Linked DNA regions of Homo sapiens: region 2 is linked to region 1. The links are chromatin contacts, found by Hi-C or POLR2A ChIA-PET in ENCODE. All regions are on one chromosome and are shown on one strand. Each heading gives the region's core, a stretch centred on a gene start or an enhancer-like site at or near the end of the contact. The rest is flanking DNA. Distances are from core to core; before and after follow the strand shown.

Region 1 (3,644 bases), core at 10-2,509:
TGACTTACAATTTAAAAAAAGTTTAAGACACAAAAATGTACACAGAAAAACATAAACATTTTGGATTATATGAAGGATGATCTTTTTTGATGCACTATTACAATAACAAAACCTTAATTGTGCTCATGGTTGGAGGAGAGTGAAAATGTCACTGATATGGTAATTCAAAGTGAAAAATAGTGAACTTCTCATATATTCCAGTTTACATAATACAAAGCCGTATTTTTCTGATGCTGACAGAAAGGACAGTAGATAGACAGAAGCAGATATACCGAGTGAAAATGAGCCTAAAGGATGAAGCTCACGCTTCTTGGGATATTCATTCTTGGGATGTGTCTCTCTGCACTGTGAGTTTCCTTTATATACAACCTATGTGTGCTAAGTCATGTCATTCTCCCCTGACAGAAATGAGTGCAAACCCTCTTGATAATAATGGGATAGAGCCAGGGGCATTTGAAGGGGTGACGGTGTTCCATATCAGAATTGCAGAAGCAAAACTGACCTCAGTTCCTAAAGGTTTGTATTTACTTTATCTAAGATATGGTATTTTAAAGTTGTCACCTTTCAATAACGATTCAATCTAATATTGTAAACTGTGCAGTATACACTGCAACTAGAAATCTTTGCACCAGTAAATCTGGTCAATATAGTCTACACACACATAAAATGCCATATGTAGTGCCTTTTTCCTGACAGAATTAAGCCACAATTTTTTTTACTCCACTAAGAATAAACATTAAGAAGCAATGAACTTTTAGTTTTCCTTCTCTTTCCTGACATTTACTCATTTATACCTGTCATTCTGTGCAGTACCTGTTAGAGGTAGAGAATTCTATACAGAAGAAAGCAGAGAAAGATAGATGGGGCAAGAGACCCTGTCCCCAGGCATTTAGCCACAGTTTGAGGTGAAGCCTATGAGCCCAGACTGGGCAGCCCCTGGCTCTGGCAGGAATGGACATGCCATTCAAGGCAAGGCATTTTGTACCCAGCTTCTTCCCAGGTGTACTGTGAAGACTAATGGGCCAATACACAGAAAGGTCTGAGGACAACATCCAGCACGTAGGAAGTGACCACCTGTGACATAATCATTACCAAGATGAGCACTGTGCTCTTTATCATGGCTTTGTGTGACCCAAGGCTAGCACCTCAAGTAGAATGCTCCTTAAGTCTGCCAGATGACCAGTGTTCTAACCCATTACTTCCAAGCTCCCTGTCTGATGATTAGCTGCATAGGATTGCCTTTCTTGGAACTCTTGCTCAAAGTCTTGCTTTCCTTATTCCCAACAAGGGCACATGCTCTCTTTGCTTTGATGACTAACTGGGCCAAAAATAACCCCTATGATTAACAACATATTTTTACTTTCCAACAGCTCCGTCTTTCAGTATCCATGAGTTAAAGCAGCAACTTCATCACGACCCCCTCTAATCTACTCACCTGATCCAGAAGATCAATAAAACAAACATATACAGATAATTTAAAAGACACAGTAAAGCTGTTATTATTAATCAAGAGGTGACCTTTCACTTAGGTCACCTAAAGATCATCTAAAGTAAAAGAGGAAAAATAACTTTTCTATCCAGGAAAACAACAGTTTAATTCAGAACTATACAAATCCAAAAAAACACCTCAGTGTAGCTTTAAAGGAGGTGGATGTTTTTCTACAAGAAACCAAAAATGTTACATTTACCTTCCCATTTTAGAAAAACAACAAAAAATGCAAATGCTACCCAATAAGTTAAACATATAAAATCCCTTTCATCTGCTGGAAGATAACATCCAGTAAAGGAGAGTGAAGACAAGGAAAAGAGGAAGGTAGAGGGAGGAGAGGAGGACAGCCTACAGGGCTGGAGGAGGGAGCTGCTGTTCCAGGCCACATCTCCTGACATGGCCATTCTTTATGTTCACACCAAAAGTCTTTCCTACACTGCAAAATTCTATTTAAATTTCAAAGTGTATCTTAAAAGTAAAGGTTTAACTTCTCATGAGTTTTCAAGATTCTTTCAAAGCCAAAAGGAATCTTTAGAAATTTAAATTGGAATCAAATCTCTCAACTTAAATAACTATTCCTTCAAATCCCCTTGACATTCAGAATTCACTAACCTGTGAAAGCTGACTGCCTGCATGGCATAATCCAGTCAGTATTACCCCCTGTGGCAAGATGAAAGGATGCAGGTATCCTGAGGGTCCTTACCAGACCCAACAAGTTATCATGTGGACAGGATGAAAATGTCTTCTTTCCTATTCGTTCAGGAAGTTCTACTGCATAATATTATGTGGGGAAGAGGGGAGACCTGTTTGAAGACAGGGTGGGAACAGAAATTCCGGTACAAAAGTGTGCTAACATTTGTCAGCAGTTACTGAGCTTCTGCCAAATTCACACCTCTGCTCGTTTTATCCTAGAGGCTACACTTCAATCTTCTCTCTGGTTACCCACCTTCCCCATTTCCTAAGGGACACAACAGTTCCCTCAACTTCTACAAGTCCTCTCCCAGAGATTATTCTCTTCCAACTTTGTACAACCTATTCTAGATTCGCTGGCACGTTGCACCAGCTATTTTTCTAGTGATTTTTGTATGTATGATGGATCTGCTCTAAATTAGCAAATAATGTCTTTGAGGACAGAACCTTTACCTTACATACTGGAGGGTCCACATAATCATTCCATAAATACAATTAAGCTCAATTAATCAAAATTCAAGAAATTAGAACCTTCTCAGTTTAGAAGAATTATTTTTCTGCTCCCTAGTTTATTTATTTTAAAATTCAAAATAGATTCTGTTATCAAAATAAATTCAGTCATGGAAACTATTATTGCTATTCATAAAGATGTTTCAATTATCTTCATCCGTCTTTATTGCTAATATAGAAGGGAAATATTTCATCAAGACTTGAAAAAAGGAGAGCATTTTCCAGCTAGCTAACCAGATACTTGGGTTGACAAATAATACTTTGTATATAGGGCTAACAAAATGAGGTTTGATGGAATCTTCTGGTCAGTCCCTTTCATTCCAGCTTCAGTTCATTTGGGGAGAGTGGGGGTCAGGATATGCCCCGTTGAGAAGAGAAAGAACGATTATTCACTGGGCACCTGCCATGTGCGGGGGTACTACAGATACACTTAGCTTACACAAAAACTACTGCTAATTGAAAGAATAGAGCCAGGCACAGTGGCTCATGCCTGTAATCCCAGCATTTTGGGAGGCCAAGGTAGGCGGATCGCTTGAGGTCAGGAGTTCAAGACCAGTCTGGCCAATATGGTAAAACCCCATGTCTATCAAAAATGCAAAAATTAGCTGGGCATGGTGGTGCACACCTGTAGTCCCAGCTACTTGGGAGGCTGAGGCAAGAGAATCAGTTGAACCTGGGAGGCGGAGGCTGCAGTGAGCCAAGACTGCGCTACTACACTCCAGCCTGGGTGACAGAGTGAGACCCTGCCACAAAAAAGAAAAGAAAAGAAAAGAAAGAATAAATACTGCAATGACCTGAACATATCAAATAGGGTAAAAATCCGTGTTTATAATGGTGTTTTAAAAAAAACACAAAAAACCTTAACTGGTCACCTCTGGGCATTGCATGAATTCATTACTTGAATGAATCAAGTTTTGCTGCCTTTTCTATAAAAACAATCTTACAAAGTAACTAA
Region 2 (3,488 bases), core at 230-2,729, 42 kb before region 1:
AGCAAAGAGCAGCACAAGGGGCTGCACACACCTTGCTGAAGGGCAGGGAATTTACCTGCAGGAGGAGCAGAGTCCACCTGAGATGTGCACACGTGTTATGGAGAAAGGGAAGGACTTACAATTGAGAGAGAGGTGTGAAAGGTGGAGGGAGGGACAGCTGAGGAAAACCAGGCACGCTTTAAAAGCATTTTTGTTGTCACTAATGACTGAAACAACTAAATCAGGAGCCCTGGAGGCTGCTCTAGTGGATGACCATGTGATGCTGCCTGCCAGGAACATCGAGGCACCTGCCATGTCCACAGCCTGTCATGGTACCACCCACCATGGAAGACTTCCTGTTTCCTGTCCATGAATCCTTTCAACATCCACCTCAAGTCTCACCTACAAGAAACGTTCTCTAGCTCCATCCTATTTCCTGTTACCTCCTATTTCCTATATATACCAGAGAATAATTGCAAAAGAAAACACAGTGTCCTGAATTTGCACTGTTTCTCTCTTTTTCTCTCAGTCATGTAATGGCCACTAGTTCATTTCTGTTATCTATTTTTCAATGAAAAACTTCCACTGCATTTCAAAACTTCACCTATGTACTAGAGAAAGATGTCAGATTCTCAGTACCTTTAGTTTTGGAAATGAAAGAGAATATGAGGAAATATAACCACTTATCCCAATTTACTGGCTGGCCTGGCTACTTCCTGTTGCTCAGCACTTCCATTAATCCTGAGCACCACCACCAGGTTAACCTTTGTAAAATGTGGCCCTTGTCCTGCCATCCCCATCTTGCTGCCTAGAGAATGAGAGCCAGACGTTGTTGTCCAGGGTGCAAAGGCCCTCCCAGAATTAGCTGAGTGTGGTGGTGGGGGCCTGCAATGCCAGATACTCGGGAGGCTGAGGCAGGAGAATTGCTTGAACCCGGGAGGCGGAGGTTGCAGTGAGCCAAGACCACGCTATTGCACTCCAGCCTGGGTGACAGAGCAAGACTCTGTCTCTAAATAAAATAAAATAAAATTTAAAAAATGTAAAAAAAGGCCCTCCCAGTGTACTTCTCTCTGAGCACCAACCTTCACTCCACTGTGCACAGCCACTCCAGGGCTAGTCTCCTCTCTCCCTGAGCAAACCCACATGGTCTTTCACCTACATGTGCTCAGCTGGCTATTTCAGCTTGGAAGTTCCTCCTACTTCTATCTAAATCTTTCTGTCTGTAGGAGCCTGGCACTTTCATACCACTCACATCTACACTGCTTTTTCTTCTTTTAATCTTCCAGCATTTATTATTTCTATTCCTGATGCAACCGTCTTTGCTGTTGCCTAAGAGCAGAACGGAGTCCCACATGGCATTCGGTGCAATGCCCATGAAGGGGGTTGAATAGAAAACATCCCCTAATCTGGGAATTTTGGCCACACCCTGAGCCTCTGACTCAGATGCCTTTGGGTATTATCATTGCTGAGCTGTCCATTTTGCAGCACAGAACTTCCATTTGACCTGGATCATACCACTCCTGAGACTAGTAGAAACAAAGTAGAAAAAATTTGTTTGTATAAAGGCCTTTCTTGCTAGTTCAATCTGAATGCATGGAGAATTTTTGATCATCATTCTTTCAAAGCTTCCATTTGGCTGCACTCTGTGCCAACAAGTGAGTAACTATGATGGGAATTCACTGTTCTGGTTTACTTCTGACTCCCTTGTTCAGAGACTGAGGGTGAGCCAGGGAAAGTGTTCTTTTCTGTGTCCTAGAAAAAGAAATCATTCATTGCATTAAACTTCTACCCACCCCATTGCCTATTATGCTGCCACTTCATACATCTATGTCTTTGCAATGTTTCCAATGACTGTCCACAACTTTCTATTCCTTTCCTACCTGAATTCCAAATCCCTGTTCAGCCACCACAATTTCTATGGAAACTCCTCTGCCTCTCTTTCCTATCTCCCTCCCTCTCTTCTCTCTTGCTTCTGTTCCTTACACATATTGTTAGCACCTAGCATTTCAATGATTTTTTTCAGGTCTGCCTCACTACTGGACCATGCATTTAGTTCTGGTTGAATTGAGCATCTGGGATGTACAAAGTACTTAAGAAAAGGTTTTATAGGAGGATACAAAGGTTTAAAAAAAACTGTATTTGCCCTCCAAATAAACCGGCCATTTCACATGACATTTCAAAAGGCTACAAAAATTTGCATGGTTTTTCAATTATCCTAATATTCTAATACTTTTATTTTTTATAGACTTAAATCAGTTGGTCACCTTAGAATTGGAAGGAAACAATCTCAGTGAAGCCAATGTCAATCCTTTAGCTTTCAAACCTTTGAAGAGCCTAGCCTACTTGCGTCTGGGAAAAAATAAATTTAGAATTATACCGCAGGGTCTTCCTGGTTCTATTGAGGTAACAATATATTTTTTTAGTGTTTTAAATGTATTATATTTGAAATATGGTACACTACAACAAAATATATTTTAAGACTATTGTGATGTAAATTAAACTCTAGTTTCATGCTGTATACAGAATTTCCTGTAATTTAAGCATTGTTTTTTCTTCAAGCAATACAAAATTCTGAATCGAAATTATAATTACTAGTAGAGACACCTGATACAGTGAAAAATGGTACTTCTGATAGCTCTTGGGGGAAATGGGAGAAATGAATTGAGAATTTAAATGAAACCACAACTTCCATGAGGTACTCTGACTCTCAAGACAGTGTAAACTGCCCCAATCTAGAAATGTGACGCTTATCACAGAAGCTCAAACAGGTATTAACCGTAACAGAGTGTCCACTCACAAATTCCAGGCAAAACCACAGACACTCTGACCTAACAGTAACTTGCATGGATACAAGTGTTGTACAAAGAAGGCCTCTGACTGTTTCAGCAACTCTGTAGCTTACAAGTTTTCACCCAGTTCCTACCAAAACTGTCCTGTGACTAACTCCAGGCCCCAAACCCCAGCCTTGCTTCATTATCCTCTAGAGATGCCCCACAGGTCCCCAGATGTGTGGTCTCCTTGCTGCAGGATGTGCTCCTGGGGGTCTTTGGCTGATGAATGTCAACACCCCTCATTTCCTGCGTTAAAAACACTGAGGTGGACCGTGCAGTGGCTCACGCCAGTAATCCCAGCACTCTGGGAGGCTGAGGCAGGAAGATGGCTTGAGGCCAGGAGTTTGAGAGTAGCCTGGGCAACATAGTGAGACCTTGTCTCTAAAAGATATATTAAAAAAAAATAGCCAGTCATGGTGGTGCACACCTGTAGTCGTAGCTGCTCAGGAGGCTGAGGTGGAGGATCACTTGAGCCCAGGAGTTTGAGGCTGCAGTAAGCTAGGATCGTACCACTACACTCCAGCCTGGGCAACACAGAGAGACCCTGTCTCTACAAACCACACCCCACCCTGCCTGCCAAAAAGAACACTGAGGTCCAGAGAGTCTATACATACTGGCAGACCCCGTGGGAACCCAGGTTTCCTTACTAAGCTCCGTTTCTCCTAGACCACATGATCA

The links. A loop is a pair of places that touch in the nucleus more often than their neighbours do. ChIA-PET counts read pairs that join two places held with the same protein, here RNA polymerase II (POLR2A). Pooled maps may share reads with other maps.
Region 2: a map of ascending aorta shows a loop between it and region 1 (3-fold over the local background). The contact joins two enhancer-like sites. A Hi-C loop is called at or near these places in 3 of 168 maps with a recorded cell type or tissue (PC-3, ascending aorta and sigmoid colon), 1 of 37 single-sample maps with no recorded cell type and 4 of 50 pooled maps. POLR2A ChIA-PET finds 5 or more read pairs at or near these places in 7 of 52 experiments (AG04450, BJ, HEK293 and 4 more).

The regions. Positions count from the first base shown.
Region 1 is chr9:92,461,791-92,465,434 of GRCh38, reverse strand. The region is part of intron 5 of CENPP (centromere protein P); the gene reads right to left. ASPN (asporin) reads left to right here. Exons shown (of 8, transcript NM_017680.6): 5 at 406-516. Among named protein-coding and RNA genes, the nearest start is that of ASPN, 19 kb to the left of the region's middle. Within about 2 kb of position 1,259, at least 2 of the 41 ENCODE cell types and tissues checked have a DNase peak (open chromatin) inside an H3K27ac peak, as active enhancers do; they include ascending aorta, where a contact is called at or near this core.
Region 2 is chr9:92,504,427-92,507,914 of GRCh38, reverse strand. The region is part of intron 5 of CENPP (centromere protein P); the gene reads right to left. ECM2 (extracellular matrix protein 2) reads left to right here. Exons shown (of 10, transcript NM_001393.4): 7 at 2,225-2,382. Among named protein-coding and RNA genes, the nearest start is that of MIR4670, 22 kb to the left of the region's middle. Within about 2 kb of position 1,479, at least 10 of the 41 ENCODE cell types and tissues checked have a DNase peak (open chromatin) inside an H3K27ac peak, as active enhancers do; they include ascending aorta, where a contact is called at or near this core.